Regions from separate parts of the Homo sapiens genome. Here regions 2, 3, 4, 5 and 6 are each linked to region 1. The links are chromatin contacts, found by Hi-C or POLR2A ChIA-PET in ENCODE. All regions are on one chromosome and are shown on one strand. The core of a region is the stretch at or near the end of the contact, and the rest is flanking DNA. Distances in the headings are between cores, read along the strand shown.

Evidence for each region. A loop is a pair of places that touch in the nucleus more often than their neighbours do. ChIA-PET counts read pairs that join two places held with the same protein, here RNA polymerase II (POLR2A). Pooled maps may share reads with other maps.
Region 2: a loop to region 1 is called in a map with no recorded cell type, with 8 times the contacts of the local background. The contact joins the promoter of STARD3NL here to the enhancer-like site in region 1. A Hi-C loop is called at or near these places in 18 of 37 single-sample maps with no recorded cell type and 6 of 50 pooled maps.
Region 3: a pooled map shows a loop between it and region 1 (2.0-fold over the local background). The contact joins two enhancer-like sites. A Hi-C loop is called at or near these places in 8 of 50 pooled maps. POLR2A ChIA-PET finds 5 or more read pairs at or near these places in 2 of 52 experiments (activated CD4-positive, alpha-beta T cell and naive thymus-derived CD8-positive, alpha-beta T cell).
Region 4: a pooled map shows a loop between it and region 1 (3-fold over the local background). The contact joins the promoter of AOAH here to the enhancer-like site in region 1. A Hi-C loop is called at or near these places in 2 of 37 single-sample maps with no recorded cell type and 6 of 50 pooled maps. POLR2A ChIA-PET finds 5 or more read pairs at or near these places in 1 of 52 experiments (CD8-positive, alpha-beta memory T cell).
Region 5: a loop to region 1 is called in a map with no recorded cell type, with 5 times the contacts of the local background. The contact joins two enhancer-like sites. A Hi-C loop is called at or near these places in 4 of 37 single-sample maps with no recorded cell type and 2 of 50 pooled maps. POLR2A ChIA-PET finds 5 or more read pairs at or near these places in 1 of 52 experiments (CD8-positive, alpha-beta memory T cell).
Region 6: a loop to region 1 is called in a pooled map, with 4 times the contacts of the local background. The contact joins two enhancer-like sites. A Hi-C loop is called at or near these places in 2 of 37 single-sample maps with no recorded cell type and 8 of 50 pooled maps.

Annotation. Positions count from the first base shown.
Region 1 is chr7:37,334,357-37,338,301 of GRCh38, reverse strand. The region is part of intron 2 of ELMO1 (engulfment and cell motility 1); the gene reads left to right. Among named protein-coding and RNA genes, the nearest start is that of ELMO1, 110 kb to the left of the region's middle. Within about 2 kb of position 1,906, at least 7 of the 41 ENCODE cell types and tissues checked have a DNase peak (open chromatin) inside an H3K27ac peak, as active enhancers do.
Region 2 is chr7:38,175,970-38,179,914 of GRCh38, reverse strand. STARD3NL (STARD3 N-terminal like) reads right to left here and starts at 1,670. Exons shown (of 9, transcript NM_032016.4): 1 at 1,495-1,670. RefSeq lists a silencer at 1,414-1,693 and enhancers at 1,944-2,023, 3,771-3,945.
Region 3 is chr7:36,676,941-36,680,885 of GRCh38, reverse strand. The region is part of intron 2 of AOAH (acyloxyacyl hydrolase); the gene reads left to right. Among named protein-coding and RNA genes, the nearest start is that of AOAH, 46 kb to the left of the region's middle. Within about 2 kb of position 2,250, at least 4 of the 41 ENCODE cell types and tissues checked have a DNase peak (open chromatin) inside an H3K27ac peak, as active enhancers do.
Region 4 is chr7:36,723,244-36,727,188 of GRCh38, reverse strand. It overlaps AOAH (acyloxyacyl hydrolase), which reads left to right and starts at 2,695. Exons shown (of 21, transcript NM_001637.4): 1 at 2,695-3,167. The coding sequence starts at 3,041.
Region 5 is chr7:36,744,291-36,748,235 of GRCh38, reverse strand. No RefSeq gene overlaps it. Among named protein-coding and RNA genes, the nearest start is that of AOAH, 22 kb to the right of the region's middle. Within about 2 kb of position 1,680, at least 4 of the 41 ENCODE cell types and tissues checked have a DNase peak (open chromatin) inside an H3K27ac peak, as active enhancers do.
Region 6 is chr7:36,783,051-36,786,995 of GRCh38, reverse strand. No RefSeq gene overlaps it. Among named protein-coding and RNA genes, the nearest start is that of AOAH, 61 kb to the right of the region's middle. Within about 2 kb of position 1,940, at least 8 of the 41 ENCODE cell types and tissues checked have a DNase peak (open chromatin) inside an H3K27ac peak, as active enhancers do.

The sequences.
Region 1 (3,945 bases), core at 657-3,156:
GACACAAACATTCAGACCATAGCAGTCCTGGAGCCCTGCTTTCTGTGAAAGGCTCAGTTAGCCTTGAGCCTCAGTTTCTTTGGGATAATAATTTGCTACTTTGATGGTCCTTGTGAAGATTAAAGAAATCATGTGAAAAGAGTGTAGCATGTTGCATAGCTTAGAGTGATTCCTCAATAAAAGCAGCCATTATTAGCTAGATTAGAAAATTAGGTACTCTGGTTTTCCTTTTCACCTGCACTTCCATTGTGAACATTTGCCCTCTGTTCTCATTCTTTCTCTGCCTAACTTTTTCAATGTTTAGGAAGGAGAAAAAATTAAAAGACAAGTGGGAGGCATCCTCTGGTAATAAAGAGGTGTCCTAATTGGACACATAGCCAATTTGTGCTATGGAATATTCACTGGCTCCCTAGTACTCTGTGATTTTTTTTTTCCATCTTGGCCACTCACCATTTCTGAGCAGCAGCTTTTCTGTTCCCTGCATAAACTCTTCAAGCCTCCAGTATTTCTTGTCTCTGCCCTGCCCCCTCAGGCCTTGCTTTTCAAGGAAGACACAGACCAGAAAGCTACCACTTCTGTCTTTGCCTAGAACTTCTCGGCCTACATATTTGCATGGCATCACAGACTACCTGATGCCTTTATCTCCTGCCTTCCTGTTTTGTTTTGCTTTTTCTACTGCTAGCAGAGAAGGGAAGAGGTGGTCCCAATTTGTTTCCAGTGCTTTCAGCTTATCCCAACCCCCAATGCTCCACATAGGTGTTTTTTTTTTTTTTTTTTTATACTTTAAGTTTTAGGGTACATGTGCACAACGTGCGGGTTAGTTACATATGTATACATGTGCCTTGTTAGTGTGCTGCACCCATTAACTCGTCATTTAACATTAGGTATATCGCCTAATGCTATCCCTCCCCCCTTCCCTTACCCCACAAGAGGCCCCGGTGTGTGATGTTCCCCTTCCTGTGTCCATGTGTTCTCATTGTTCAATTCCCACCTATGAGTGAGAACATGCAGTGTTTGGTTTTCTGTCCCTGCGATAGTTTGCTGAGAATGGATCCAAAGGACATGAACTCATCATTTTTTATGGCTGCATAGTATTCCATGGTGTATATGTGCCACATTTTCTTAATCCAGTCTATCATTGTTGGACATTTGGCTTGGTTCCAAGTCTTTGCTATTGTGAATAGTGCCGCAATAAACATACGTGTGCATGTGTCTTTAAAGCAGCATGATTTATAATCCTCTGGGTATATACCCAGTAATGAGATTGCGGGGTCAAATGATATTAGCCCATCCTTTCTACCCTACCTGGGGCTTTGTCCCAGCCATGTTCTCTTCTCTTATTCTTTTCTTCTTCTCTGTCTTCAACAGTGAACTCTTCTGTTTTCACCTTGGAAAATCCTCCCCTTGACCTAGTAACTCTCTTTTGGTAGTATTTTATTCTGTTTTTCCATTCCAGGCTTATTTAAATGTTACCAGTATATGCCATCTATGTTGTTCCATGCTTATTTTAATATTTGCATGAACAACAATTTACCTCTCTACAGGGCTCCCCTTTTTGGTGGCACCTCTGCCTTGGTTGTCCTCACCCTCTCGGTTACGCTCGGCAAAGCTGCCCATTCTCATCTTCTTGAAACTCTCCCTTCCTTCCTCTAGCTTCAGTGCCTGAGATTCTTCCTCCCTGTTTGATTCATCTGGGATTGTTTCCTTCCTGGTTCCTCTTCTTTCTAGATCAGTTCCAACCTCAGTGCTAAGCCCTCTGGTCTGTGTGTTCACTGTCGACACTCTTTGTCTTAGAGTCCATGTTCGCTCATGACGTTAAAGTTTCACCTCTGCCTACATACATAACAACAGTTCCCATCACCGGCATAGCCTGCCAGCTAACCACTAGTTTCATTTCTCTGTTGGGTGGATATATGGTTCCCCTCTCTAACTTCAGTTGTCTACAGACGAGACAAATGGTTAGTGAAACTGCCCATATGTTAACCTGAAGAAAGGAGTCTCACAGGTATTACCAACTTTTTGAGGTTATATCATGTAGAGGGGGGACCATTAGATATGTTCTTTTTTTTTTTCCTTGACGCAGGGTCTCACTGTGTCACCCAGGCTGGAGTACAAAGGCTCAATCAAAGCTCACTGCAACCTCTAATTCTGGGCTCAAGATATCCTCCTGCCTCAGCCTCTCGAGTAGCTGAGATTACAGGTGTGCACCACCATGACCAGCTAGTCTTTGTATTTTTAGTAGTGATGGGGTTTTGCCATGTTGCCCAGGCTGGTCTCAAACTCCTGGACTTAAGCGATCCTCCCACCTCAGCCTCCCAAAGTGCTGGGATTACAGTCCATGAACCACCACAGTGCCCTGCCTAGATGCGTTCTTTATGGCCCAAGTGTAGGAACTCCATCCTATTTGTGCTAGGAGACACATTTCACCTTCACCCAAGAAAAGCCAGCACGGGCCATCTCATCAGGCGAGGGGATCCATCATCTCTACCAAGTGTGCATCAGACAAATGCTTGGAGAAGATGTTCTGAGCATATTCAGGCCCAAAAAGGGCAATGGGAAGAGATACATAGTTTTCAACCTTAGTTCTGCTTCTCAAATGGCTTGGGGCAGAGGGGTGGCTGCCGAGGGCTTCCGGGCACCCCTCGCTCACTCCTGCTGCAGCACCTTTGTATTGTCCCATTTTCATTTGCGTATGATTTGGGGAAAGATTTTGTTTGAAAAAAGTTTATCAGTTTAAAAAAATAGACATGGATGATTCTTGAGCTTTCTGGTATTCCTGAGACTTCAGTCAGATTCTTTAGGGTGGCTTTGCATCCTTCCATATTTTTCATAAGCATTGTCCCTGGGCCAAGGTAGTGTCTGCAGGCACTGTATGTGATTCCCAGGTACCCCTCTGTTTTATAGAAGCTGCTCCTTTAGACGCTTGTTCCCGCACATTCATGGTCTTTTTTCATCTCTTGCCGTTTCCTTCTAAAAGTATGCCACCTTGAATGCCCCCTGCCTTCTCCCAGCTCTCTACTGCTTTAAATCCTGGCTTTGCTAAGCACTGCAGAGAGCCTCCTTTGTACTCAAACCTTTTCTGATCGCATTATAATGCAGTCTTTTCTCCAGTTTTCTAATTTCTTATATCATTTTCTTTGCCTGTAGCTTTTATTTGCAGTTAATATATTTCACACGTAACGTAATTTACATTTTTCTTTTTTCATGCTCACTTCTCTTGAAATAGATTATAAGCTCTTGGAGGTCAGCCAGTGGCTTACATACATTTGTATCCTTTGGTTCATCACATTGATCTCCGTTACTGTGTGTGTACAATAGGTTTCAATTCTGAACAGTGAAGATAAGAATAAAACACTGGTGGTCTTCATTCTCCAAACAGAAAAATTATAATAGCACGCCTACCCCAGTATATTGGGAAGGGTTTAATTCCCTAAAAGAAACACAGATGCATGTGTTTTAGGTAAGTGTGATTGCCTGCAGTTTTTCAACTACCATATTTCTATAGCATATTTAAGATATAATTCCATATGCATAAATTTGATTTACACAAGACCTTTGAAAAGCTCATTGAGTAAAACCCATTTGAGTTTTTGTACTTGACATGGAATTTTGCTCGTTAGTAGCAGTAATAATAACAGCAAGCACCACACACTATGTGGCAGGCAATAGAAGGCCTTGCACGTGGGATTTCATCACCTTACTACAGCCTTCAAGATCGGCTTAGGCTCCCTACTTCATAGTTATTCAAAGGTTCATTAACTTGCCCAAGATTACTCAGCTAGGAAGGTACTGATTTGAATCCAGCACTGTATAACACCAAAACCCAGGCAGTTTTTTGGTTTTTTTCTTGTTGTTGAGATGGAGTTTTGCTCTTGTTGCCCCGGCTGGAGTGCGATGGTGCAATCCTGGCTCACTGCAACCTCCGTCTCCCAGGTTCAAGCGATT
Region 2 (3,945 bases), core at 421-2,920, 840 kb before region 1:
TTAGCTCCTTTACACTGTTTATATCTGCCTAGAAACTTCCAGCCCATTTTCTCATGGCTGACTCAGCTAAACATTCAGCTATCACCCAAAATGTCACCTCGTGTTACCTCCTTAGGGAGGTCTTCCCTGACCATCCCATTTCTCCATACAACCCAGTCACTCTCAAACTCTCTACCCAGTAGTATCTTTTCTGACATTTATTCCTATCTAAACTTGTCTCTTTGATTTACATGTTTATTATATTCTCCAACAAAAGTTAAAGTCTTTGAGGGTATGGGCCTTATCTAAATTGCTCACTACTCAATCTCTAAAACCTAAAACAATGAGTGGCATAGACAATCACTCAGGCAAACTGTCCATTGAATAAATCCAAATGATGTTAATCACCATCCTTCTGTGAACATAAGTAAGGTAATATCCCTCAGAGGCTGTTTCATTTCATTTCTTTCATGCAGTTTTAGGCAATGCAATAATGCAGTTTTAAAAGACCAATGTTTGAGACAGTTAGATTTTAAAGACAGTGACTTCTACACGACAACATATTGTATGTTTTCATTTTATGAACATGAATAATCCACCACCTTATCAGAATCCATCAATAAAACAAGGATACCATAAGTCGTTTTGTGAGATCCTGCTTCTAGAAAGAGGCGTATGGGTAGATATGGTATACAGACGGGAATTACCTTTCAGAATTCTTCCTAACAAGGAAATGTGGCAAACTGGACTAATTCCAGTAAAGATTTAATTAGACCCGTTACTTGGTTACCTTGCTAAACTTATCCAAACTAGTACTGTGTCAAGTGATGAATTCAGTGATTCCATCTGTGAAATAGAAGACAAATGACACAGTGAACAAAGAAAAGTTCCACAATGTCCACCCATGTTTGAACTAAAAGAGAGGGGGAAAAATCCCTAACCCTAAATCAAAAGTATTCAAGCAACTAAGATTTCAAACAATGGCGAGATATCTACGAGTAGGTGAAGCAGTTAACTGAAACCACAGGGAGAACATTCATGATTCGTGCTTTCTTTCTTTTTTTTTTTTTTGAACACGACTTTTCTCAATGAATAGAAGAGACTCACAACCGCCTGTGTCTGGACAACCCACGCATTACACCCAGTCACCAATTCTTGGTCCTTCTTGGGGGCCCATGGCGCCAGCCCGGGGCCGACCCCACCGGGGACTCCTCAGGGTCCGCAGGCTGGAGGAATGAGGACACTCCCGCTACCTATATCCATCCCTGAATCCCGGCCCACGCCGTGGGAGCAGCGGGGCTCAGCATTCTGCAACTTCACTCTTGTGTCCATTATGAGCACAGCCTGCCTCGCCCCTCCTCCTCCCCTGGAGGCTCGCGCAGGACTCAGGAAACAGAACAGGACCAGGATATGGCCTCCGTCCGCGGGTCCCCTGTACGCCCCCATGTAAGTCATCTGACCCAGGAGACTCAGTTTTCCAACCTGTCAAATAGGGGAACGAGAAACCCAGCCTACCTTAACGGGTGGTTCCTGGCCGGCCGCCCCAGGCTGGCCCGGGAACTGCGGATCCGCGGTCGCGCCCCGGCCTGAGGGGCGGGGCTTGGCGGGGCGTGACCGGGACCCAGTCCAGCGGACAACGCGCAGCCCACCGCCCGCACCCAGCAGCCCCGGGACCTCCGGCCCGTGACGTCAGCACGCTGACGTCGACGCACACAGCTCGCATCTCGCTCGAGGGACCAAAGACCCGACTGGTTCCTGAGTGCCTCCATAGAGGAGCCAACCTATTGGCCAGATGACATGTCAATCTTCTACTGACCAGTAAACGACGCGGGAAGGAGGGAGAGGGCGAGCCGGTCTGCCTGTAGGAATGGGTGGGAAATCTGGGCATCCAGCTTTGAAACACGGAGCTGGTTGGACTTTCCCGCATTGTGCATCGCACGGTTTAACAAGCGCCCGCTTCCTCTTCGTCCGCGTTTCTGCGCCTTCCGCTTCCCTTCAGTTATTCGGTGGGGGTTTATGCTCCAGCTCGTGGGAAAATGTCATGGAAATGGGTTTCAGGGCCTCTTGGGCACCTCATGCTGAGCCCTCCAGGAATAAAAACAGGGCATACCATTTCTATGTCGGTACTCAGCTCAAGAGTCACCTCTTCTAACTCTCACTTCCCCCAGACCTATTTAGGATACCTTTTCTCAGCGCTCCTAGTTCATAACTAACATCTCTAAGCGGTAGTCACATTTAATTATATCTATATGTCTGTTTTCACACGAAGTTAGGCACCTTTTATTGTTTTATTTAAAATTTAATTAAACTTTTCTCCCAACGGATGCTACACTTATTCACATTTTTAGAAGTACAGAGGTATACAGTGAACATTCTTTGGATCCCCATTTCATTATTTGTATATTTTTCCAAAGTCATTCTAAGTACCGTTATTAATTTTAAATTACACAAGTAAGATTTTGTCCATGCGAAAAAAAAAAAAAGCTTAAACGTTACAATTATGCTTATATCCCTTTTAGGCCCTAATTACAAACCCAGTCTGTAGATGATGACTCCTAGTTCCTGTGCATTTGCAAGTGTAGATGTTACTTTTTTACACTTAGCATTGAAATCTTTCCATATCTGTATATAAATCTACCTCATTCTCTGAAAATGCTGCATGTCCTCAGAACCAATATGTGTATATATATACATACATAATTAATGTACCATTCCCCCACCCTCACGTTTGTTTATTAATATTATTATGAGAAGCAATGGTACCATAAATATATATGTAGATGCCTTTTTGTACTTAGGTCCAAGTATTTCTCTAGAGTGCAGATACCAACAAGAGAATGTACTGGATCACAGAGTTTGCACGATGTAAATCCTTAATAGATTTCACTGATTTGCTCCCCTGAGTAGTTGTTTTAACTTACATTCCCACTGCTAGTATTTGAGCAATTTTTCCCTGTATCCTCGCCAATACTGATAAAATACAATTTAAAAAAATTTTATAAACTGATAGATGTGAAAACCTTTTAAAGCATAACACATATACAAAATAAGTGTAATAATCATAAGTGCTTGTCTTAGTGACAGTGTGAACAAACTTGTGTAACCACCGCCTCACAGCAAAATTTTAAATGTTTACCAGCAATTTAGAAGCTTTCCTCATGCTCAGTCTTAGTCATTATACCCCTACACACAGATAGGCACAATTCTGAATCCTACCACCCAATTAGTTTTGCCTGCTTCTGAATGTTTATAAATAGTCATACATAATACGCACTCTTATGTGGCTCTTTTTGCTTAATACTATATTTGTAAGATTGATCCATATTCAAGAATATAATAGTTTCATTTTCATTTTTGTATATAATTCTAAAATTTACTTGCCTATTCTACTGTTGTTTGACATTAGATTATTTAAAGTTTGGGGTAATTACAAATGACGCTGCTATGAATATTCTTGTACCTGTCTTATGATGCACATAGTTACACATTTGATTTTGGAAGATCCCTGGAAGTAGTGTTACTATGCACAGGGTATATATTCAATATATTCAACATTAATAGACACTGCCAAATAGTTTTTAGGTTTTACTAATTTATACATGCCCTAGTCGTGAATGAAAATTTCAGTTACTCTGCATCTTTGCCAACACTTACTATACTCATTTGTGTTTTGTGTTCTTCCTTTTTCTTTTCCTTTTTAAATGTTATACATTCTGGTGAATATGTAGAGGCATCACATTGTGGATTTAATTGCATTCACTCATGTGTAGCCTCTGAAGTCTCAAAGAAATTGATGGAAACCATTCCTAAGGAAGCCCAGATAGTGGACTTATTAGATAATGATTTAAGTCAACTGTCTTACATATGCTCAAAGAACTAAAGGAAACTGAGAGATGAAGCCGGCTGGGCTTCTAGGTTGGGTGGGGACTTGGAGAACTTTTCTGTCTAGCTAAAGGATTGTAAACA
Region 3 (3,945 bases), core at 1,001-3,500, 660 kb after region 1:
CAGATTCTGGTGAAGTGGAAACCGGTATCTCACCAAGGGAAACAGGATAAATATTTTGGTTTTCAGTGATGGGTTGCCTTTTCAACTGGAGCAATTTTAAAGGATTAAGAAGGTTATTGGGAGTTATTTTCATTTTATCAATTCTTGTTTTACCTCCAGCTGAAAATAGAACACTCAGTTCAGGTTAAAGGACACCATGGGCAGTATTGCTTCCATTTTATGGATGAGAAAAACAAGACACAGAAACAGAATGGTTATGTCAGTTGTATGGGGTGGCAAAGATAGACGTTCTCCTAGCTAAGGATTTCTCCTGGAAGACATAATAGGCCTGACCCACAGTGCCTACTGGGATCCAATATTGCATTGCCTTCTGTCTGGTAGGCCAGGTGAATGGGGGACAGAAGGATATGAAATTAAGCACATAAACACACAATTATTTTTAAATTATTTTTCAGTGAAGTATTACTTTCACCTCCAAAGCTAAAAAAGTACAAAAAACAAAGTTTTAGCAGGGAAATCGCGTAAGCACCATTCTTGAGAATAATCTCTTAGTAAATCATGTTGCCTTTCCCTGTGCCCTATAAGACAGTTTTTTTCTAATCGTGCAAAGCATTTCTGACCCTCAGTTTCATCCACTGCTTTTGCCTCTGGCTCTCATTAGGAAGCACCTTGGAAGAATCTCGGAATTGTTAATGGAAAATGATTAATGGAATCATTCTCACTAGTCAGGGGTCAACAGAATCATATGCCCTGAGAGTCTTGCTACAAGTTCACTTTCCTGGGTCACCTATGCAGAAATTTTATCTCTGTGGAATATAATTGTTAAAAACTCATGTAGTCTTAAAAGAAAGAAGGCACTTCATGCCTACTCTGGAGGTTCTGAAAGTCTGAATGCATCCCAGAATATGTACTTATAAAATTGTGTGGTTGGCCGGTTGTGGTGGCTCATGCCTGTAATCCCAGCACTTTTAGGAGGCCAAGGCGGGCGGATCACAAGATCAAGAGATCACGACCATCCTGGCCAACGTGGTGAAACCCCATCTCTACTAAAAATACAAAAATTAACTGGGCGTGGTAACATGTGCCTGTAGTCCTAGCTACTCAGGAGGCTGACGCAGAAGAATTGCTTGAACACTGGAGGTGGAGGTTGCAGTGAGCTGAGATTGCACCACTGCACTCCAGCCTAGGGACAGAGCAAGACTCCGTCTCAAAAAAAAATAATTATGTGGTCCCTTGGTGGCACTGTGCTTCAAGTTTGTATATAATAATTATACATATGTAATAATGTATACATATTATACATATAATAATGTATACATATTATACATATAATAATGTATAACAATATCTGCTATACTTGAGGTAGATAAGGCATCAAATAAAATGTCCTAAGCACATTGAAATGTATACTACAAATAACAAGACCTTTTGGAGTATTTTAATCTCAGCTGAACCACTTGCTATGTTGTGATCTTAAGCTCTCTAAGTCTTAATGTTCTTGTCTATAGAATGAGGATAAAAATAATTACCCCCTCAAAAGATTCTTTTTTTTTTGAGGCCTCAATACTTTTTTTTATTTTTATTTTTTATATATATATTTATTGTACTTTAAGTTCTAAGGTACATGTAAACTAGTTCAACCATTGTGGAAGACAGTGTGGTGATTCCTCAGGGATCTAGAACTAGAAAAGATTCTTATGAGAAAGGAAGTGATGGTAAACATGAAGGTAACTTACAAATTGGAATGTCCTATGTTTTATTTACACATACATCTGTATACACCCAATGTATGATAACTACTTAATTGGTCTTATTTTAACTTTATTTTGTCCTTTGGAATAGCCACATTTTCTTTTTTCCTATGCTGTTCCAAGTCTCTTTTAATCTGTAGAAATTAAATACTCTTGTATGATCCTTGTCACAGGCAGAGTTTAACAGTATAATTTTTACTTTAGCTAAGCTACTGTCAATATGTAAATGCCAAATTTTTCTTCAGGTGTATCAGTAACAATCAGGTTACCATCTGATCATGGCTGACTGGGGATAGCTGGCTCTTTCTGGAGATTTTGCATATTTCTGCTTTGTACCCTTACGGATTGCTCTCAGAATTTAGCTCTCAGAGAGCATTTCCTGTCCCATATCAGCCATTGCTCCAGGGGCCTCTCAAGCTAACAATCACAGAAGACTACCGGAAACTATTCAAATGGTTCTGCTCAGGGAGGAAGGAACCTGCAGCCATCCTCTTTGACTTGAGCTAAACAGAATTCTAACGCGCGCGCGCGCGCACACACACACACACACACACACACACACACACACACACACACACACACACTGCTTATCTTACCAGAAAGAAGATGAATTTTCTCTGCCTTTCAGCCAGTATTAGAACTTTATCAAAGAACACCCTAATGTCCATTTTTAAATTGCTCTGCTCTAGGCTAAGCCAGTTCTGCATTAGCAGTACTTTTAACTTTTTTCCAAAGCTCCTTCATTTAATTTGGAATATCTCTTACAAAAGTCCCCAAACTTAGCAGACATTATAGTGATAGAGACCAAATCCTACACCCACATTTTTCAGATGAGGAAATGGAAGTCCAGAAAGGGGAGGCAATTTCTCCAAGGCCAGAAGCCAGTGGGCTGGTACTGAATGAAATGCAGGTCTCTGAGTATACTGTGACATCAGAGCTTCTTGACCCTCTCCACAGTAGCACCCCTAAAAAGGATCCCAAGGGAGAGGGAATCTGTATTTAAACACTTTTATTAAGCTACAATTCACATACTGTACAGTTCACTCATTTAAAGTGTACAATTTAGTGACTTTCAGTACAGTCATAGAGTTGCGTGTTCATCAGTCACCACAATCAATTTTAGAACATTTTCATTACACCAGAAAGAAACTACATGCCTTTTAGCATCCGCCCCCAAACACCCACTCTTTCCAGCCCTAAGAAACCACTAATCTACTTTCTGTGTCTATGACTTTGCCTGTTTTGGGCATTTCATATAAATGGAATCATACAATATCTGGTCTTGTGTGACTGATTTCTTTCCCTTAGCATAGTGTTTTAGAGATTCACTATGTTGTAGCATGTATTATAACTTTATTACTTTTTACGGCTGAATAATATTGCATCGTATAGGTATACCACGTTTGTTGATCTATTAGCTGATAGGTATTTGAGGAGTTTACATTTCTTGGCTATTATGCAAAATGCTGCTATAAATATTTGTGTACACATTTCTGTGTGGACATATGTTTATATATATATATAAACTGGATCACATTGCTGGATCATATATAAACTGGATCATATTGCTGGATCACATAGTAACTCTATGTTAAACAGTCTGAGGAGCTGGTAGGCTGGTTACAAACTGGCTGCACGAGTTTACATTGCCATCAGCATTGTACAAGCTTTTGATTTCTCCACATCCTCACCAACACATATTATTCTCTCTTTTATTATAGCACATTATAGTGGACATGAAGTTGTATCTCATTTTGGCTTTGAATTGCATTTCCTTGGTAGCTAATGATGTTGAGTATCTTTTCATGTGGCTTTTGGACATTGGTATATCTTCTTTGGAAAACTGTCTATTCAGATTCTTTGTACATATTTTAATTGGACTATTTGTCTTTTTATTATTGAGTTGTAATAGTCCTTTATATATTCTAGCACTGTGATAGGTCATTTGATATATGATTGGCAAAAATTTTCTCCCATTCTGTGGGCTGTCTTTTTACTTTCTGTTGGTGTTCTATGAAGTGCAAAACTTATTGTTATTTTAATGAAGTCAAGTTTCTCTGTTTTTTTTTTCTTCTTTTGCTTGTGCTTTTGGTGTCATATCTAAGAAAACGTTGCCTAACCCAAAGTCAGTAAGATTTATGCCAGTGTTTCCTTGTATGAATTTTACGGTTTTCACTCTTACATTTAGGTCTTT
Region 4 (3,945 bases), core at 1,446-3,945, 610 kb after region 1:
TCACAAAGCCTTAGCCTTCCATGGCACAGGGGAAAGCAGTGGTTTGAATCAGAGCTGTTTGAGTGAAATCAGTAACAAAGTGCTTCAGGGAAGAAATCTCATTTTCAAGAGCAGATTTCGAGATGATTCAAAATTGGAACATCTGACAGTGGGGTCCTGCAGGAACATTCTCCAGGGCCTGACTAGTTGTTCTAAACCACAGGTAGGTCCAGGGCCTTTTGGCAAGCTGTGCAAAGATCCCAAGTCATTTGCACTCAGTACTTGATGAGCAAAGGCAGCCCTGTCAGGGGCAATGATACCAGCCAGTGTGAAGGACAACTGTGCAAATGGGAGGGTCCACTCCATCCTGGTGACGGAGAGGGATGTTTTGTTCAGTGGTCTGTGCACACGTGCACTTTGTTCCAGCTTCTGCTGGCGAAATCACTTTCTGATTTCTGCATTCTTCCTTTGATCATGCCCAGTAAGAACTCACCCTCCAAGCATGAAAAATCCTTCCATTACTGAAAACCTATGTGTCAGGTTTTACCATGATATATTCCTACGAAGTAGATAGTCTCACCTCCCTTTTCTAGCTGAGGACTGTCACCTCTGGAAACAGGAAGGGGCTTGCTCAATACTGCACAGCTAAGTCAGCGACTCCCACTGTGACCAGCCCCGAAGCCTGAGCACACTAGAGAGTTTCAGAGCCGACCATCCCTGGGATGGTTGTGAATGGCACTGCCTGGCCCACATACATGCGATGAAGGGCACAAAACTTGCATTTCCGGCATACCAAGAAATCCCTCTCACTCTAAGAGTTTCCAGACCTGCTCGCAGCTATACATTGAGACCAGGAGAGCCTCAAGAGGCCCAAAGCCTGTGTCAAATGCTCTTCCAGAAGCCCTCAGGAGAGTCCTCACCCATTTATGGATTAGACAAACTAGACCACACACTCCTGGAGTGCTGTAGCACAGCTGGAAGGTATTCAATAAATCCTCCCTTTTCCTGTCCTCACCATTTCCCATGTATGACATGATGGCCTACAACTACCATGGGCGTCTTGGAATTCTCTTGAAGCTGGTCTGGGGTGCAGGTTTCATCACACTCCTGCTAGAGTCATAGACAGATGCACTAAGCACTTACTTCTTGCCAGCCATGCTGCTTTGTTGTTTGGATACATCATGTATTCGAGTGCTTCCAGCAGCGCATTGGAGCGGATATTACCATTATCCCAATAGAAATGAGCTACTTGGGAGGCTGAGGTGGGAAGATCACTTGAACCCAGGAGGTCAACACTGCAGTGAGCTGTGATCACACCACTGCACTCCAGCCTGGATGAAAAAGCAAGGCCCTGTCTCAAAAAACAAACAAACAACAACAACAACAACAAAAACAAGACACTGAAGGGGGGAAAGTTACATCACTGGTCTAATATATTACTCAGAATAAACAGTAGACATGAGACGTAAGCATGAGCCTTTCTGTCTTCACAATCTGAGTTCCTAATCAATCAGTCCTTTATTTAGCCTCCCTTGGAAGTCTCTGGAACTTCTCTAGGCCTCACCCCTGTGGTGGTCCTAGTGACCCCAGAGCTCCCCTTAGTCACAGAGTGAAGAACTGAAGCAGCAGCACCTTAGAGTCAGAGGAAGTCACAGGCCCATGGACGCCTAACGATATCCTCAGTATTGGGCTGGAAGTGTAATTAGGGAAACACTCTGACTTGTGCTATCTCTGCAGCAGGTTTGGGAATTGTAGCCCCATCGGTGCTTGTAAGACTAATGACTGCACAAGAAATCTTCCAACCATAAAAACTGGTATTTCCTACATCCTGGAAAGGATGCTACTCTAAAACTTTGCCTGCTACTCCAAATGCTATTTTTTTTAATTGCTAACAATTTAGATAGCTTCTATAATATTTCAAAATTTGTAATAAGCTCCCTCAGAGCCTAAGCAGAGAGAAACAGAATCTCATGACCTCCTACACTTACCTAGACTGTGGTACTTTGGCCCTGTCCTCTTATCTTGACTGAGAATGGCATATGATTTTGTTTTATCTTATTTTAGAGAGAAACATTTAGATTATATGTCTTTTATCTATGATCTGGTTCCGATTTTTTTTTTCCCTCAGAAAGACAGTGTTCAGTTCTATTCTTCAGAGCAGAAAATCAGTCTCTTAACAAATCATCCACAAAATGCACTTCGAAATTCTGGAGAAAAAAAAGATGCATTGTGCACAGCCTAGCAACTGTGAATTGATTAATTCTAACCCATGTTTTTTCTCATTAGGTCTAAAATCCCACCATGCTAACTGCCCATTATTTTCTGTACTGTTTATTTTCTGCACACCAAATAAAAGGCCTTGACCCTTCAAGGAATAACCCAATTTCTCCAGAGGAAAGATATTATTTGACCAGAATATCCTTTTACAACAAAATAAGGATCACAACCTTACCATATAAAGCTGTTGAAAACAAGACTAAGTAAGTTCTGAATGTAACCAATTAGAATTTCTACAATATGTGGGTGCTGCTGATCAAATTGTTAAAGGGTTGTGTGCTTGTGGATTAGTTTTTTTTTTCTTTTTTCTTCTCAGTTTTGGCTTTAGTATCGTTTTGTTTTGTTTTGCAAGAATGAAAGGGGAAGGGCCTCCTAACCAACCCAACAGATCAGTTCCGGCAAGCCTCGAGGCTCACGGGGTTTATGCACACTAACTTCACTGAGCCAGGGAGCACGGAAGTTGTGCCACTGTGCAACTTGGGTTTTCTTTATCCTGCAGTCTTTACCTCAGCAGAACCGCACACCACAGACTCCCTCCAGCTCTTTGTGTGTGGCTCTCTCAGGGTCCAACAAGAGCAAGCTGTGGGTCTGTGAGTGTTTATGTGTGCTTTTATTCACTTCACACTTATTGAAAAGTGTGTATGTGAGAGGGTGGGGTGTGTGTGTCAAAGAGAGTGAGGAAGAGAAGGAGAGAGAGATCAATTGATTCTGCAGCCTCAGCTCCAGCATCCCTCAGTTGGGAGCTTCCAAAGCCGGGTGATCACTTGGGGTGCATAGCTCGGAGATGCAGTCCCCCTGGAAAATCCTTACGGTGGCGCCTCTATTCTTGCTCCTGTCTCTTCAGTCCTCGGCCTCTCCAGCCAACGATGACCAGTCCAGGCCCAGCCTCTCGAATGGGCACACCTGTGTAGGTATGCAAATAAATATTTTTGTATTTTCTATGTAGACATAACAATGGGATCCAGTACTTTGCTTGCGTAATAAATCACATATTTTATTAAATCAAGAATTGTAAGATTCCAGGTAAGGCACCAGTAACCTCACTGACACAGAGAAATGTGGAGTCTAAGAGTAGACATTGACACTACATACATCTATGTGAATAAAAAGCATACTAGTTTAAATTGGGCATAAAACTCTTCCACCTCATTGGCGATTGGAATTTTTTCTTCTTGTATAGGTAACTATTATTTCAGGCTATTTTAGTCTGAAATTTTTACTGCTTTTCATGGGCTTTGACCTCATATAAACACATCTGAGTTTGAATCACTGCCCTCCTCCTACCCTTCTCTCCCATTTCCTACTGGCTGTGGAAACCTGGAGCAATGTACTTAACCCTCTCCATGCTTCTGTGTCCTTATTGGTGAACTGAAGTGAGTGAGACCCATCTCATAGGGATACCATGGAAATTGTGACCATGCATGTAAATCTGTGGCATGTGCACACAGTAAGGACTCAACCATCTTAGCTTCCTTCCGTCTCTCAGAGAATCCAGATTTGGCGATCACCTGGAGACGCTGAGCGTTGATATGGCTTCTTGGCTCATCTGTTAATGAAGTGTTTTATTTCCAAGAGGTTTTTTTTGTTTGTTTTTTTTGGATGAGAGCAGGAAGTAAGGTAAGATCTTTGATATTCACATTGTAGCTCTCATAACATGGGAATTCTCATAATAGTGGTGGCATTTAGATG
Region 5 (3,945 bases), core at 431-2,930, 590 kb after region 1:
AGAGAAATTGACCTGTCAGTAACTCCACACAGACTTGTGAATCCCAAAGATAAGACCACTTACTTTTCCAGAAACTCCCCAGTTTACAGAATCTGATGAAATCCTGCCAACACCATCCTGTGACTAACTCCAGCCCCCAAAGCTTTATTGGGTGCCCTTGTCTTAATCCACCCTTTTGAGATGCCTCAAGCTTCCCCACAGCGTGCAGTTTCCCTTGCTGTGGCGTTAATCAGCCTAACTTTGTTGACTACAGGTGTGTTCCAGGTGGTCTTAGGCTACAGGACATTGAAGAACATTAAATTACATGCAATGCCTAAAGCTAGTTCTCTGCAACTCCATGACTCTGGAAATGACCAAAGCCTCTCTTTCTGGCCACCTCTCAATTTTCCCCCAGCTCTCACCTTCTCTATCCTCTTTCTCCAAGCTCCTGAAATGCCACACTGGACACCCGGTACTTGTACTTTTATTTATGCAGGCTTCTTACAAAAATGAATAATTAACGTCATGAGAAAATTCTCAGGCTGACCTGAGAATAAAGCAATCAAGACCACATTAAAATTATATCTTTTTTTCCAAGACTCATTAAGGAGCTGTGAGAAAATCAGTACACCAACCTGTTGTGAAACCCCAATGTAATGTTTAACTAATTTTCTGCCTTTGAGCAATATCCCCACTATTAGCTTTCTTTTTTCCTTACTGGCAGTTTTACTTAATTTCTTTAAGGTGACATAATGAAAGAGTGAAAAAATGTACCCTGTGGTTCTGCAGCCACCCCCTACAGCTCCACTTTCTGACTCATGGCCAGGAGAGTGCTGGCTCTGTTTTTCCAAGTCCAAGGGGGAGGAGGGTACCTCTTCTGTCCACCCCTACTGCTTCCCGAAATCACTCTCTCTTCTTTCTGGACTTTCCTTAATTTACTGGGGAGAGTGACTGATCCTTCCTGGCAGCCTAGGGTGAAGCCTAGACCCCTTATTCGTACCTCCCCGCTTCTCTCCCATCCACAATGTTGTTTTGAAAGCTGTTTTGTTCCCTTGTCCTCCCTTGCTCCTGGTGGAATTGATGGGTGTACAGGAGGCAAACCAGTCCCTTCATGGCAAATTTCAACTGAGACAGAGAGAAACTTGGCCCTGCAACACGTAAGCTCAGGAGCTGTTGGCCTTCCCAACAAAAAACGAGGCAAGACAGTCCAAAGCCAAAGGGAGGATGAAGTAGAGGCTCAGAGGAAAGTAGAAATGACACCCTTCCTGGGCTCTTTACTGTGTCCCCCGGTCCAGTCCTGTGCCTTCCCTAGGTCCTGCAGTCTCTGTTCTCTGATTCCATGAGCCTCTGCAGTGCCCCATCCATTGCATTTGCTCAAGTTGGCTCCCATGGCTTTCTGTAACTTACAACCAGAAGAGCCTGAGAAAGGCGCCAGGCTTCTGTAGCTCAGTTTCATGACCCAGGAGAGCCTCACTCCCTATAAAAGGTGAGCGTGTTCCCTGGTCCCACTAACTGCACCAACCCCCTTGGGAAGCCGTCCCTACTCCCTAAACTAGCCTCTCTTGGCTCTGTGCTCCCTGCCTCTCCTGTCAGGCTTCTGCCATGGCCCTTAGCCCTTCAGCCTGAGGTCACTCACAAGCCTGACTAAGAGATCCCACTGGCAGGCAAGGGCTGGGTCACCCCCACTCCGGACCGCTCCATCCTTATCATTGTTGCCACGTGTACTGGGCTGCACACGCTGCCAGCTTGCTTGCTCAGTTTCATAAGAGGTTGCTTCCTTATTAGGAATTTTCTGTTCTTCCTGTGCATGATGTGCAGGGCAGTTACACTTCAAACTCACCAGTTAGTAATACCTCTGTTTCTGTGGGTTGGAGTCTGCTTTTGGGGGTGGCCAGGCTGCTTGTGCATCAATGCTTGATCTTCCAGATCTCCCTACCCCTTCCTTTTCAAGATGACCTCTGGGTGTGGGGAAATCGGGGAGTCCAGGGAAGTGAGGAGGAATGGACTCTAACTCTACGTATTTGATTCCGTAGTCCTTTGGTGTCCTGGAAAGGACTACATGTGGATGGCCCCTATACCATGCTGACCTCTGGAGCTGAAATCTGTAGCTGGCGCATTTGCAGTTGATCTCTGGGCTCCATCTCAGCCCCGTAACCCTCCCCAAAGTTTTGGCCCCAACCAGGTCCTTGCTGCAGCCCTGACCAGGGTACTGTGCCCTCCCCCCATAGGTATGGGATCTCTTTGCCCCTGGAATAGCAGACCTCATCAGCCACATCCTCAATAACTTCTGCTTCTTCTACAGGCTGCGTATAAGGCTTGGGAATGCTAACCCAGGCTCCCTGCTACATCTGCTGTACCACACTGTCTACTCTGCTGCAGACACCCCTCCCAGGGTCCCAAACTCCACAGTTTTTTTTTTTTTTTTGAGATGGAGTCTCGCTCTGTCACCTAGGGCACCCCACCCTGGGTCCCAAACACCACACTTTTCACTCTGCTGCAGGCACCACTCTCAGGATCCCAAACAGGAAATCCCTCTGCTCCTGGCTACCCTCTCAATCCTTCTAACACCTGGGAGCTTTGGTTTGGGGCTGAAAGGTGGAGTCATATATTTCTGACTGTGTGTTCACCTGTCTCTGATCCTCTTCTCTTCCCCCACTTTGCTGCCTCTAAATGGACAAGCTTCCCTCTCCCATTTTGTTTGACCTGAAACCCTCTTAGGTCATTCCCTTCCCCTTACCTAGGCCAGTGCATCTTCAGGCCTAGGTGCCCAAGGCAAAGCCTCTATGGAAGGAATTATGTGCTGAATCCAGTTTCAATCAACGTGAAAGCTGCAGAACAATTAAGAGTAGGGACCGGCCAGGTGCCATGGCTCATGTCTGTAATCCCAGCACTTTGGGAGACCAAGGCAGGTGGATCACCTGAGGTCAGGAGTTAGAGACCAGCCTGGCCAATATGATGAAACCCCGTCTCTGTTGAAAATACAAAAATTAGCCAGGCATGGTGGCGCGCGTGTGTAATCCCAGCTACTCAGGAGGCTGAGGCAGGAGAATTGCTTGAACCCAGGAGGCAGAGGTTGCAGTGAGCCAAGATTGTGCCATTGCACTCCAGCCTGGGCAACAAGAGCGAAACTCCATCTCGAAAAAAACAAAAACAAACAAACAAAAGAGTAGGGACCACCAAAAGTGAAAATATATTGATTTAACAGCCCCCGAATATTATACCTATTAAACATATATTGAATGCCTAGTATGTCTCTGGAGCTCTATATATTTTATAGTTAATGAATATTATATTTTATATCATATTATATATTTTATATGTTATATTTTATAGCTGGCCCACCTAGCAGGTATCATTAGCATCATTTGTAGATAAGGAAACTAAGACCAGACAGGTTAAACTGCAAGTGCATGGAGGCAGGATTCAGACCTAGATATGCATAATTCCCAAGTTTTGTTCATCACAGCACACCATCTTCTGGGCATCTGGTACCCTCATCCAGCCCTAGTTGCCATATGGAACATGCTCTCCTGGTGTTAACTGAACAATCAGATGAGGAAAGAATGAGTGAAGGAATTTCCACCAAAAAACCCAAAGACTTCTTGGTATATCCAAAGGACGGTAGAGATAAATAAAAATTTCACTGTGTTTTTTTTTTTACAATAAGTGTTATTCTATTATGCTTTGCCGCTAACAAAGCACTTTTGTGTAATATCTCATCTGGCCATTGTAAGGATCAAGTGAGGCAGAGGAGAGGGCAGATGTTATAAAGCCCATTTTACAATGGGAGAAACTGAGGTTCAGAATGCATCAAGATGCACACAGCAATACGACTGGGGAGCAATCTTCTAATTACTTCTCTCTCCACCTACGTATGACATGGCACTTTACTCATTATTGAATTATTGATTGATACAAAAAAACTTGTAAGATTTAGATCTAATAACACAGTGACAATCCCATTTA
Region 6 (3,945 bases), core at 691-3,190, 550 kb after region 1:
TTGTTGAGAGGAGACGGAATTTCACTCTGTCACCCAGGCTGGAGTAAAGTGGCACAATCTCAGCTCACTGCAACCACCGCCTCCTGGGTTCAAGCGATTCTCCTGCCTCAGCCTCCCCAGTAGCTGGGATTATAGGCACCTGCCACCACGCCTGGCTAATTTTTGTATTTTTAGTAGAGATGCGATTTCACCATGTTGGCCAGCCTGGTCTCAAATTCCTGACGTCAGGTGATCCACCCACCTCAGCCTCCCAGAGTGCTAGGATTACAGGCTTGAGCTACTGCGTCTGGACTACACAGACTATTTTCTATACAAGTTGATGTGATTCTTGGCTTCCTAAAGCCCCCTCTGTGTTCCAGTTGATCCCTACACACTACCCTCACTTCACAGATGAGGTAATTGAATGACTGAATGAATCAAGGGAAATGAGGAGTTAAGTGACTTGTCCACAGTTTACACAGCAGCAGGACCTCAAGCAGAGGCGGATATTCCAATTCTCAAGCCTTATCCATTCATTAAGAAATATCAGTTTATATAAAGTAGTAAAGGAACTAATCTAGCGTGTGCTATAAGATACACTTGTACTGTTTGAAGTTCTTCTGCTTGCCTTCTATGATGGGAGAGGATGGGGCAGTACTTAAAAAGAAAAGGAACAGCCTTCAAAGTTGCCAGAGGGTAGAATAGGGAACTACACACTCATTATCCACTCCGCAGACTGAGTTATGAAGCTCTGAACAAAGAAACATGTTCTATGATTTCTGATCTAGAATTTTTTTTTTTTTTTTACCAGAATGCTGCTTCTTTGGTGATACTCCATTGCCTTTCTCCAGACAGCACATTCTCAGTAATAATATGAACTCCTCACCTGATTTGATGGCCTCCATCCTTCTTATTAAGGCTTCGAGAAGCGCAGTTTGTGAATTTGCCTTTGAATAGCTCATTAGGTTATTTGCTTTTGTTCCGGACTCCTGTCTCCTCTCCTGTATTCTGCCTCCTTATTTGTGCTTTTTCTTTAAAGCCAAAAAAAAGCCTAGAAAACTCCCTTATGCAAAATTCCAAATTCAGCTGTGCTTTTACCCGTATACTTAATTATAAGAAGTCGTGCCCGCTCTATACTTGCGGCTTTTCACAATGTGCCATTATGTAGAACAGCAAGCAGAAGCAAAAGGTAGTGAACTTCATTGGCAGTCTAATCCGCACAGAGCTATTGCTATTGAAATGCTGTAAATAGAAATAATATTCAAGAAGAAAGAATTTGCCTCTAGGGCTGTGCCCAATAGATCTACTTACAAACCCCAAACAAAGCCTGTCGAGTCAAGTATACTTAGCCCAGTGTCTGGAACATAGCAATCCTTTTTAAAATATTTGTTGAATGAATTAACTGATTATTTTCATTTTTCCCCTCACCATTCATTCTCTGCTCTCCACCTTCCTTTGCCCACCTCTGTCCTGACCCCCGGGGCTCCTTATTTAGCTCTACTGCTGAGTGGCTTTCCACTGTCTACAGGCCATTGGAGGTTGGAAGGTGGAAGGAGAGACACATGAGGTTTCTCTTCCCATTTCCTCTCCTCCATGTTGCTCTGACATGGCTGTGCCCTCCACAGCTACAGCTTCTATGGTGGCCCCGCCTCCATGGCCCCACCTCTCACTGAGTTCCAGGAATATTATTTCCTCCTTTTTTCCCTTTAGGTTGAAGGAGTTCAGGAAATATCACCCTGAAATGTGCTGCTTGGTATGCTGGTTAGTTCCCACTGGGGGCACTTGAGGAACAGCAAGTACAGGGAAGGGCTTTCTCTGAACTTCCTTCAGAAGGAGTTCAGTTGTCATGACCTCCCTCCCTGGGGAACACAGGAGAGACTTGAGGTTGACACCATGCCCAGACAGACTGTCATCGCTTCCTCTGAGGGCTGCTCAGAGACGGCTGTTATTACCCGAGAGAGGTTTCGTCTGCAGAACAAGACACCCTCTACGCACCACACATTTCCTTCTCCACCCTCCCCTGCCCTGTGTGCTGCCAAGCCCCAGAAGCCCCATGTCCCTATTCCTTCTGTAGCTTAGGATGCTACAGAAGCTTCAATCATCTGACCCATCTTTCAGTCTCATATTTTGTGAAACTCCAGGCATATGTACATAATTAAAATGTTTTTTTCTCCTGTTAATTGGCCTTATATCAATTTAATTCATAGCCTAGCCAAAGAACCTAGGAAGGTAGAGGAAAGCCATATATGGCTCCCCTACGGGGTCTAAGCCTGTTAACAGCTTCCTACATTGCTAGTTCCTGGATGTCTTCACATCCTTTTGGTTCCTTCAACCCCACCTGCATCTCAATAAATCATCCATTCATTAAACTCTTTCACTGAACTAGATTAGTTAAGTTTTGGTTTTTTCCAGTATCCTGACCGATACAGTGAATAAATGAAATAGATATATAAATGAAAAGACTTGAAAACCGACTTTAAAGTAATTTTGAATATATTGTTTTTAACATGAAGGAATAAAGCCATAAACATAAAAAATTATTTCTCAAAATAATAAAATCTCAATTATTAGTTTTACCTAAATGTAAGTTATAGTATGCTCAAGTATACATTTATTTTTATATTACATATGCCAGGGGCCAGGGGCAGGTAATGTAATTGGGAAAACTTTTCCAAGTGTTAAGAAAAAAGCCACTACTAAGTGTCAAGAAAAAAACCACTACTAAGCACACTAATAAATGATGTCTGGCAATTAGCTCGTATATGCATTCTAGAGTAGAAGTTTGCTACACGCATACATGTATATATTTTGCAAAATAGTCTTCATCAGTCATAAAAGTGATAGATGTTGCCTGGTATATCATCTGGGGTCCAACTTCTCACAAAAAGCAAAAACCTTTTTACACCATAACTACGTGGTTTTAGGAAGGTGGGCCCCAAGGTGGGGGGTCAACATAGGTATGTTCTGCTTTCAAGTTACAGGTAGAAGCCATTTGCAGACACCTCATAATCAAAAGAACCGGTCCTCAATCCAGAACCAAGACTTGAATTACTGGAGTTTAGAAGTGTTGAAAACTAGAGTTCGAGCCGGGCACGGTGGCTCACGCTTGTAATCCCAGCACTTTGGGAGGCCAAGGTGGGTGGATCACGAGGTCAGGAGTTTGAGACCAGCCTAGCCAACATAGTGAAACCTTGTCTCTACTAAAAATACAAAAAATTACCCAGGCGTGGTGGCAGGCACCTGTAATCCCAGCTACTCAAGAGGCCGAGGCAGGAGGATCACTTGAACCCGGGAGTCGGAGGTTGCAGTGAGCCATGATAGTGCCATTGCGCTCCAGCCCAGGTGACAGTGCAAGACTCCATTAAAAAAAAAAAAAAGAAAAAAAGCTAGAGTTCTCACCAGAGTTTGGGTGACAGAGGCCTAAGCCACTAGCCTGGTGCTGAATGAATGCTCTCTCTGCCATCTCACAGACACCCTCTCCCTAGCATGCCAGCACATGCTAGTTTTTACCCTCGCTTTCTCTCATGATAGTACATAACATCTTTCTTATTTTAAAAGTAAGAGATATCCAACATAGAAAAATACTACAGAGTTAAAAATAAGCAAAAGAAAAATAAAACTTAAAACGACCCATCATCTTTCTATATTGAGATAACCAGTTCTAGCAGTTTGGTGTCTCTCCTTGAACAGGCAAATGATTAATGGCAGACTAGGGGAAGAGATGATAAGTGGATATTTCCCAGCAAGAACTTAATCAAGTGTACATGTTTTATAACTTGCTGTTTCACTTAATATGCTTTAATCCCTCTCCGGGTTATTGCCTGCCCTTCTACAGCATCATTTTTATAACTGAAAAATATTTTATTGTATGACTTTGTTATCATTCATTTACCCAATTCCCTATTGTTGTGTTGTTGGAAATTTAGATTCTGTCCAATATTCTGCAATGTAAATGTTGCAGTAAAA